Regions from separate parts of the Homo sapiens genome. Here regions 2, 3 and 4 are each linked to region 1. Evidence: chromatin loops called from intact Hi-C (ENCODE). Cell type or tissue: IMR-90. All regions are shown on one strand.

Region 1 (2,500 bases):
TGCTGCTGATAGGTAATGGGGGGAGGAAAAAAAGAGATAGCTTAAGGAAGCTACCTCAGGTAAATTTGTGGCAGAAGCTCTCTCAGACTGTTTAACGAGTTCACATCACTTCATGACAATGCTTGAGATGTTGCTAAGTAAAGCTTCATTGGGAAAAAATAATAATAGGAAATCTTAGAAGAAAAAAGGGCCAGTACAATAAACTAGTAAAAAATTACTTCAACTAGATAGTTCTGTACAAAGACCTTGACCATATCTTACTGTGGCACCAATGGAATTGTTGAATATAAAGGGTGAGAAGTTAGTTGGAAAACTATTTTTCAGCAGGAGCATTTTATTTATTCTGTAGTTCAGAACAGGTAGGTTCAGGGGTATCACTTAGAAGAAATCCACCAGGAGTTGCTGTAGGAATGCTTTGTGTATAAGAAATCTGTTATTTAGCAGGCTTGGAGACACTTTAAGTAAGCTAAGGGAATCAAAGGATAGCAGGGAACAAATTGTCTTGTTCTATAAATGTCCCACATTTAAGCACCTTAATCACTTAGCCTTAAAAAAAAAAAAAAGCATGACTTATTTATTGGGAGAAGAGCAGGCCAATTTCCAGGATTCCCCTTATACCATAATTTAAACATGTAAAAGTCATAAATTAGAAAAACAAATTATTAAGTCGAATATCCTTCTCTGGACAAATGTATCTTCATAATTACAAAATTAAACATATGTATAAAATTATTATTTTTATAATATTAAACATTGGCACAAAAATCAAAGACAACTAAATTGCCCACCTTTTGATATTCTATTGATGGAGCAGCAGTATTTGGATGAGTAATAAATGAAACATTCACAATTTATAAGTCATTTTATATTTACCCTATCAAATTTATTTCTTGTCTTACATACAGGAAGTCAATATTCTGTAATAATCAACATTTTGAGGTAACTTGTTGCCCCTGTGGTAGGCAGGATTTGAAGATGGCCCCCTAAGATTCTTAGCCCTTAGTGTACCTCCCACTCCTAGCTAATTGATACAATCCAACACTGGTTTAGGCATTGCTGTAAAGAAATTTTACAAATGTAATAAGATTCCAAATCAGTTGATCTTAAAGTAAGAAAATTATTTTAAGGGAATGACTTAATCACATCATCACTTTAAGAAGCACAGAAGTTTCTCTGGCTGGTTGAAGAGGAAGTCCGAGACTCAAAGCATGAAAAGAATTCATGGCACCATTGCTGGCTTCAAGAGGGATGAGACCATATGAAAGGAATTCAGGCTATCTCTGGAGCTGAGCACAACCCCCAGGTCACATCCAACAAAGAAACAGGGACCTCAGTCCTATAAACACCACCAACAGAATGAACTTGGAAGCAGATTTTCCCCCAGAGCATCCAGATAAGAACTCAGTCCACTCAACATCTTCAGCTTTGTGATATTCCAGGCATATTGTGCTGAACTTCTGACTTACAGAACTGTGAGTTAATAAATGAGTGTTGTTTTAAGCCACTATATAACTCATTTTGTATTTTCTGATGTTACTCAGTTATTCATGAAAGTAGTCAGTTTTTTTCTTGTAAATTTGTTTGAGTTCTTTTCATTATGGATATTAGCCCTTTGTCAGATGAGTAGATTGCAAAAATTTTCTCCCATTCTGTAGGTTGCCTGTTCACTCTGATGGTAGTTTCCTTTGCTATGCAGAAGCTCTTTAGCTTAATTAGATCCCATTTGTCAATTTTGGCTTTTGTTGCCATTGCTTTTTGTGTTTTAGACATGAAGTCCTTGCCCATGCCTATGTCCTGAATGGTAATGCCTAGGTTTTCTTCTAGGGTTTTTGTGGTTTTAGGTCTAACATTAAAGTCTTAAATCCACCTGGAATTAATTTTTGTATAAGGTGTAAGGAAGGGATCCAGTTTCAGCTTTCAAGACATATGCACACGTATGTTTACTGCGGCACTACTCACAATAGCAAAGACTTGGAACCAACCCAAATGTCCAACAACGATAGACTGGATTAAGAAAATGTGGCACATATACACCATGGAATACAATGCAGCCATAAAAAATGATGAGTTCATGTCTTTTGTAGGGACATGGATGAAGCTGGAAACCATCATTCTCAGCAAACTATCACAAGGACAAAAAACCAAACACCGCATGTTCTCACTCATAGTTGGGAATTGAACAATGAGGACACTTGGACACAGGAAGGGGAACATCACACACCGGGACCTGTTGTGGGGTGGGGGGACGGGGAAGGGATAGCATTAGGAGATATACCTAATGTAAATGACGAGTTAATGGGTGCAGCACACCAACATGGCACATGTATACATATGTAACAAACCTGCACGTTGTGCACATGTACCCTAGAACTTAAAGTATAATAATATATATATATAAAATATATAAAAAGAAAGTAGACAGGTGTTCCACATTTTTGCAATTGCAAATACCTTTTGAACCACTTGTTGCAAATTAAAACAACAAGTGGTTCGAAATTTA
Region 2 (2,500 bases), 84 kb after region 1:
CCATGACTTGAGAAAGGAAATATGAGTGTCATATGGAAAATATGAGAAATATACTATTGACAGAATTGACCATGGATACTTATGAAAATTAGCATTAAAAAGTTTTGAATTCTCATTTCTTTACAATTCTTTTAGATTACAGATGAAGAGAAGGTTTTTTCTCAAACTGGACAACTTGCTTTGATTGATAGTGAGGCCCTGAAGATTTAGGATCGAATCTGACACTTCATATGAACTCAGAGGACATGGTCCCAGGATCATAGGAAAAAGGAAGGTTTTTCATGCTTTGTCTGAATATTGCCAGGGCTTATGTTCAGCCAATATTCAACAGTGGATACAATATAGCACTATATTTAACTATGTCAAGTATTCAAGTTGATAAAAAGTGGTTCCTTAACCCCCTTAGTGCCTCACTACTTCCTTGATCACCCGGCTTCTAACTAGGGCCCTGAACTATCTCTAATCCAGCAACTATAGGACTAACATATGGCACTGTGGTTATACTGGTTGTTATAAATTTTAAAGACTATATTGAATGAAGGTAAGGTGATATGCTAAATGATTTTTCAAGGTATGTTTGAATCCTACATTCATGTGATAACTAGAACAAATAGAGTATACATACTTGGTTAAAAGAACATATTGACTTATGTTTCTAGGTATAATTTATTTGGGATCAAGTAAAGAAGTAGCTAAATTACATTTACTTCTCAAAAAAAGCCTATTGATTACTAGCATGGCAAAGCTCCTGACACAATTACTTTATAAATTGCTTAGCAATGACCTCGCAACAGTAGCAGGAGTTGGCAGATGCATGCCATTGCATTTTCTCAGGCCAAATAGTATAACTTCTTGGCATACTTTGAGAAAATTCTAAAAATGGCATTTTCCATGTACAAAGCAATGAAAATGGAATGCCTTTTCTGTTATCACCATATATGGAATGTGGTAGAGAAAGAAGCAGACATTTAAAATTCACACAAGAGAATTTCAAAGACTTTTCCATCAGCAGTCATGCTGGGAGAATGTGTGACTATACTTCAGTCATGACCATACAAAAATAATTAAATAAGGGATTTGCACCATATCCAGGTACAGCTGCTGTTCTCATCTATGCTTTTATCTATGAGGCCACGGTTGACTTATTGAACTAGCAAAACCTAACATTTTCTGTAGAAAGTGGACAGACTGCCAGAAATTTACTCTCTGTCTCCCAAACCTATGCAAAATTTATCCATTCCATATGTATACCCGGTCTTTATCCAGATTTTCTATTTTACCTGAAATATTTTATCAGTCTGTACAATGAACTGGTAGAATATGTCTGGAACTTATCGTGTAGACTTTGCTCAGTTCTGAGAAACATTTATCAAAACATCAAGTGAGAATGACCCAGAATTTTATTACTCGATCATACTCTGCCATTAATGATACATAAATTGCATTGTTGTTGAATTAAGATTTGGAATTTTCTTTACTACTGCGTATTAATGTATTTTTGGGCTAGGCAATATGTTAAATTTTAAATAGGAATTAAAAATGTATGTTTACATATTCATATGTATAATTTTGCATTTTAATTCTAGCACCTATTATAATTTGACTTGCATTATAGTTAGTTGTACAAATGTATGTTTTCCTTATGAGACTGAGCTCCTTATGGATAAAGGGCATAGTTTATGCACTTTTGTTTACCAACAATACAGGATTTTTCTTGGAAGAAAATAGTAATCACTTAAGAAATATTTTTTTCAATTGAGTTGAGCTGAACTGAAGGGCTTTTTCAAAGCTTTATGGTACAAATTCTTTTGGGACAACCTTCTACTTTGCTGGCTCTCTGCATTGCTTAGGCAGAGCAATGTGGTTGAGTATAACATTTTTGAAATGATTTTTTTACTGAATTCTAGGCAAAGCAAAATGTATTTTTAGAGATATTGTTGTTGCTTTTCATCTTTTGTTACCATGATATTATTCATAATCTCAAATAGAAAAATATGTTTATAGCTAAATAAATGCCACTTTTTCTTCCGGCCCTCTAGAAAATGTCTAAACACAGAATGATATTCAAGGACATGAGTTGAGCCTAGTGTTTGTTGCTAATTATTGTTTGACATTAGGCTAACTTCCGGAGACTTAAATTGCACTGAATTTTTAAAATGGTAAAACTGGTCTAGATAATGTCTAATATCTCTTGAAGCCCAAAGATCTTTTATTTTCTCACATGTTATTTTGTTTAAGATATAGTCCAGTAAAACATAGGGAAAATAAGTTAGACAAGCCCTTCAATACCATCCCAATTCCATCCCCCATTCAGTTCCCCCCAACTCCATCCCCAAAGAAATCTATATTTAAGCCTCATTATTTGCCTTTATACTTTTCCACACAGTAGGTGTAGGCAGGTATTGAGACCCCTCTTCCTCAGGGAGACAAATGAAAGCACAGAGGGAGCAAGAAATTTGAACATGTATATCTATCATTTAATGAATGGGGAAATAGGAAT
Region 3 (2,500 bases), 170 kb after region 1:
CCCTACTTCTATTTCACCACTTATGTTAAAAACATAACCAAGCAATTAACTCTATGGCAGTGGTTCTCAACCCTAGCTACACACTAGACTCACCTGGGACACTTTAAAAATACCACTGCCATGCCTCCACCCCCAGAGGTTCTTATTTAGTATGTATATAATGTGACTTTTCCATCAGCACTTAAATTATTTTTAGCTCCCCATATGATTTTAATGGGAAGCCAAGGTTAGACTCATTGCTCCAAGAATTTTGCTGTCCATTAAATACTGGAATATATGCCATCCAACCTCTGCTCTCTGTCACTTTGCAAATTTCATGAGTTACTTAACCTCCTTAGGTCAAATATTTTTCTTTATAAAATGCTATAGGCAGTGACACAGGGTGAGTTCTTCTGGAAGCTGAAACTAAGGCAAGGATTCCAGTGAAAAACATATTACACACTTTCAGGAGCAAATTCCCCAGCAGCCTGATACTGCTAGAAGCTCTAGAGAGTGAATGACACCTCAAAGTTGGTCACAAACATGAAGGCAAAGAAGTAGAGCTTTTGTACTCCTGCACCAGTTATTGGCTATGAAAGGGTGGGAGTGGGGAGGCAGGGGAAATGACCTAAGAATTTCCAGTGCTTCCAGCCACCACTGCCTACAGGTGAGGGGCTCTGTTGGTCAAGGGCAATCCTCTGATCACTGGTATGCACAATCAGCAGGAAAGCACCCAGAAGATGGGGGATGGGTGCATGGAGCTGGAATACAGGATCCTAGGGGCATTTCTATGGGACTCCATGCAACCGTGCCCACTACAGTCCACCCACACATTCTTACAGAAGGGAAAGTGCAGGATGATGGTGAAGGACAAGGTGGTGTTGAACTAGAAGATCTCGAAGACCTTTTCTAGGTGAAAAAAAATCTATAAAATACTGTCTGAAACATGCTGTTTGAATCTTTGTTTTCTAACTGATAAATACTTAAAGATTTTGTTCTCTCTTTGCCTCAATCACCTTTTGATTCCTATTTTGGTAACTGCATGACAGTTTGACAGGATACTAATTAACAACAAAAACTTGATTATATCAAGGAAGCTTAAGGAAATACCTTAAAGCTTTAATAAAGGAAGGAAAACATTCTTCACCATGGTAGTTCCTCAGTCTTACCAGTCAGGATGCTATATATTTGTAAGCCAATTTGGAGTCATGTAACATGACCAAAGATTGACATAAATGACTAGATATGTAGAAGATATATTTTTATATTTGCCACATATTTATTTAACTAATTATGTAAGAATAATACATAATTCTTACATAATCAGCATGGTGGCTCACGCCTGTAATCCCAACACTTTGGGAAGCTGAGGTGGGTGGATCACCATAGGTTGGGTGTTCAAGACCAGCCTAGCAAACATGGTGAAACCCTGTCTCTACTAAAAATACAAAAATTAGCTGGGCATGTTGGTGCACACCTGTAATCCCAGCTACTCGGGAAGCTGAGGCAAGAGAGTTGCTTAAACCAGGGAGGTGGAGATTGCAGTGAGCCTAGGTAGCTGCCATTGCACTCCAGCCTGGGTGACAGAGTGAGCAAGAAGCATCTATGTACAATTTAGTTTCTGTTATCTGTTTTAATCAGAGATCCTATAATGGGCTATGTAAGACTTATGTTCAGATGATTGAGGCTTTTAGCAAATATATTTTCCTAGTTGCAGAGAATTAAGGGAACAGACAGCAAGAACAGCTTTTCAGGCACTTAATTTTTTTTGCTATGAAAAACTATAGTAAATGAAGCACAACATTTTCACTCAAAATGAAAAATGGTAACTAATTTACCCTAATAAGTACAGCAGTAATCTTAAGAATATTATTTTCAATCATATTAAATTTGCCTTGCCTAGAGAATAATGTCTTGGAAAAGTACCAATGTTGTATAAATTCGTAGTACAACCTTGACACTCAGCCATAGAATATAATGTTGAAACTCTGATAAAGTTTCCTCATCACAGTCTCTACAAAAACCCTTTTAAAAAATAAGTTGAAGTTGCTTTTTGCTATTGTAAGCAAATTACCAAAATGCCTATTTTAAGTAAATAAGACAGGACTAGAACATTGTCCAATTAAATTGAAATTTAAACAAAATTTAAATTTCTTGACACTATTTTCTTTAGGTTAGTAGTTAAATGAATAAATTATTAACATATATATGTATATATATATATACACATCTAAATGTAGACAAAGAATACATGTTTGTGTAGGAGGAAAACTAGCAATTTTAAAGATCTATTTGCCTATTTTATATTACATAGTTCATATAAATTATATCATTTAATACAACAGCCCTATGAGATATATTAAGCACAATTTTACAGGATAGGAAAAAAGAATCAAAAATATAAAATTAATTGCCCAAGGGGGACATAGCTATTTAACTTTGCAGTTGAGATTGAAATCTCAGTCTGACTGGCTTCAAAGATTACTCTCTTTTTCACTACACTGCGCAAGGAAAAGAAGTA
Region 4 (2,500 bases), 290 kb after region 1:
ACACCATTTCCCAATTCCATCAGCCACTTTGATTAATTTGACTCACAAAGCCTCAAACCAAATCCATTCCATTTGTCCCATGCAACATTTAATTAACACTGCTATCACAGGATGAGAGCAACTAGCAGTACTGACCTCAACCAGGCCCCTAGAGTTCTGGACTCAAATAGCTTCACAGATGTCACAAATGCTTAAGGTCTACCTTAGAAAGTGTTTTAGACTGCTAGGGCTGCCATAACAAAGTAACCACATATTAGGTTGGCTTCAACAAGAGGAATATATTTTTCTCACAGTTCTGGAGGCTGAAAGTTGAAGATCAAAGTGTCAGCAGGTTTTGTTTCTCCTGGGGCCTCACTTCTTTTCTCGAAGATGGCTGTTTTCTTACTGTATCTTCACATAGTCTTTCCTCTATGTTCATGAAGCCTTTGTGTTTCTTCTTCTTCTTATAAGGACACCAGTCATACAGGATCAGGACCACACACTAATAACATCATTTTAACTTAAGTTCAAGATCAAAGTGTCAAAATGGTTAGTTTCTTCTGAGAACTTTTCTCCTTAGCTTACAGATGGCTGTCTTCACATGGTCTTTCTTCTGCATGTGTTTGTGTCCTGATCTCCTTGATTTATACAGACCACAGTCATATTGCCTTAAGGTGCACCATAATGATCTTATTTAACCTCTTTAGAGACCTCATCTCCAAATACAGTTACATCCTGAGGTACTAGGGGTTAGGACTTCAACATATGGATTTTAGGGAAACATAATTCATCCCAAAATAGAAAATGAGGTGGCTTTCTGTTTAACTTTCTGTATTGGCCTTTCCACTTGGTGACTGTAGAGTCCACAATGGCATGTAAGGATAATTCTATCATCTGTAACAATCCTGGACAGTGAGAGGAGGCTAAACTGCATGGCTTCCAGGGCTTTAGCTAAAGTTAGGGACAAATTTCTCACAATGCTTTCCTAAATGAATGATTTGTATCACAGGGATGACTGCCAACAGGGGCCATGTAATTAATGACTCAGTGATTCATCCAGGAAGCTCCCCAGAGTAAGCAACAGCAGCTTCATATTGGAAAGAACTCCATGTCATCTGATAACTATGTGATCTACTGATGGTATTCCTTAAAATCTAGATAGTCTCAGATGACTGCCTCAGAGGAACAAGTAGCTGTGTTTTCAGGAGGGAAGCAAATGAATGCCTAGAATCCACACAAAATGTTCAGTCCCAGAGACACATATGGTGACTCTACAAAGAAAAGGTTGTTTGCAATAATTGAGCCCTCAGTTGGGGTAGCACATGTTAATGGTGCTTCCAAATTGTTCTCATATCCACATGATGGATCTTAGGGTTCCCAGTTCAGTTCAAAAACTGAGTTGAGTCCTTTGGTTTTGGAGACAGTGAGTGAGGGAAGTAAGTCCAAGCAGTTGTCTTGCCTTATACCATAGCTGGGTGGGATTTGTGTGCTCCATGGAACAAGCAGCAGCTCCAGGAGTGGAGCTGATACAGACATCTGGAGGTGGTGACGGATGTTTTGCATGGAAGATGCAGGAGCTTGGGCCATCCTCTGTTATTTCCAATAAATTTCTTAGTAATATTAAGGGGAATGATTGTCAAATTGTACTCAAAGCTGTCTAGCAGAGGACAGAAGATTCACCAGTATGCTAAATTTAATTGCAACAGTTTGGAAAAGCCACCCAAGTCATTTCTCATTCATGAGAAAGGCTATAGGGCTGATTCCAAAAGAAAAAAGATGATTAATATCCTTCCCTTTCCAGTATTTTCTGTGGTCTGAGTAATTTCTTTCCCATGCCAAAGTCATTGTTTTCCCTTCACTGCCACAAAATTGATGTGTCTCATTCCAGTAGCTATAACTTTACCTTTTTTAAAAAAAACATTTTTTAATCACACCTAGGCCTTTCATCTGTAAAGAGTCTGGTACAAGAAAGGCAACAGTATTTTTTTAAATTTTTTTTTTACTTTAATCAGTTTTATTCATACAAATGTTTACAGTTATAAGTTTAGAACAAGTCACTGATAAAATACAGATTGGATTGTTTTCAGTATTATGCTTTGGGTATATATTATCACAATTCTTTTTCTTATTTTTAATTTAATTTTAGATTTGGAGGTACATGTGCAGATTTGCTTTATGAGTATATTGCATGATGCTGAAGTTTTGGCTTCTAGTAATCCCATCAGCCTAGTAGTGAACAAAGCACCTGATAGGTAGTTTCTCAACTCTTATTTCCTTGTCCCCTTTCACCCTTTTAGAATAGCCAGTGTTTATTGTTTCCATCTTTGTCTCCATGAGAACCCAATGTTTAGCTCCCATTTATAAGTGAGAACATGTGGTATTTGATTTTCTGTTTTTGCATTAACTCACCTAGGATAATGACCTCCAGCTGCATCCATGTTGTTACAAAGGACAAGATTTCATTCATTTTTATGGCTGCATAGTATTCCATGGGGCATATGTACCATATTTTCTTTATCCA

What was found. Peaks named below come from ENCODE experiments on the same cell type or tissue, not always from the same donor. Only the 100,000 strongest peaks of a DNase experiment are listed, where the experiment ranks them.
Region 2: a loop joins it to region 1, with 7 times the contacts of the local background. A loop is called at or near these places in 4 of 110 quality-filtered maps.
Region 3: a loop joins it to region 1, with 3 times the contacts of the local background. A loop is called at or near these places in 14 of 110 quality-filtered maps.
Region 4: it touches region 1 in a loop (3-fold over the local background); 5 of 110 quality-filtered maps call a loop at or near these places.

The regions. Positions count from the first base shown.
Region 1 is chr4:114,363,780-114,366,279 of GRCh38, reverse strand. It overlaps LOC105377378 (a long non-coding RNA gene), which reads left to right and starts at 1,367. Exons shown (of 4, transcript XR_939091.3): 1 at 1,367-1,472. In IMR-90, no CTCF peak of the experiment used is centred here; a DNase peak (open chromatin) is centred at 1,229; H3K4me3 peaks cover 673 bases; H3K27ac peaks cover 1,409 bases.
Region 2 is chr4:114,280,167-114,282,666 of GRCh38, reverse strand. No RefSeq gene overlaps it. Among named protein-coding and RNA genes, the nearest start is that of ARSJ, 300 kb to the right of the region's middle. In IMR-90, no CTCF peak of the experiment used is centred here; a DNase peak (open chromatin) is centred at 976; H3K27ac peaks cover 1,888 bases.
Region 3 is chr4:114,191,233-114,193,732 of GRCh38, reverse strand. No RefSeq gene overlaps it. Among named protein-coding and RNA genes, the nearest start is that of ARSJ, 210 kb to the right of the region's middle. In IMR-90, no CTCF peak of the experiment used is centred here; no DNase peak of the experiment used is centred here.
Region 4 is chr4:114,076,359-114,078,858 of GRCh38, reverse strand. No RefSeq gene overlaps it. Among named protein-coding and RNA genes, the nearest start is that of ARSJ, 98 kb to the right of the region's middle. In IMR-90, no CTCF peak of the experiment used is centred here; a DNase peak (open chromatin) is centred at 1,038; H3K27ac peaks cover 258 bases.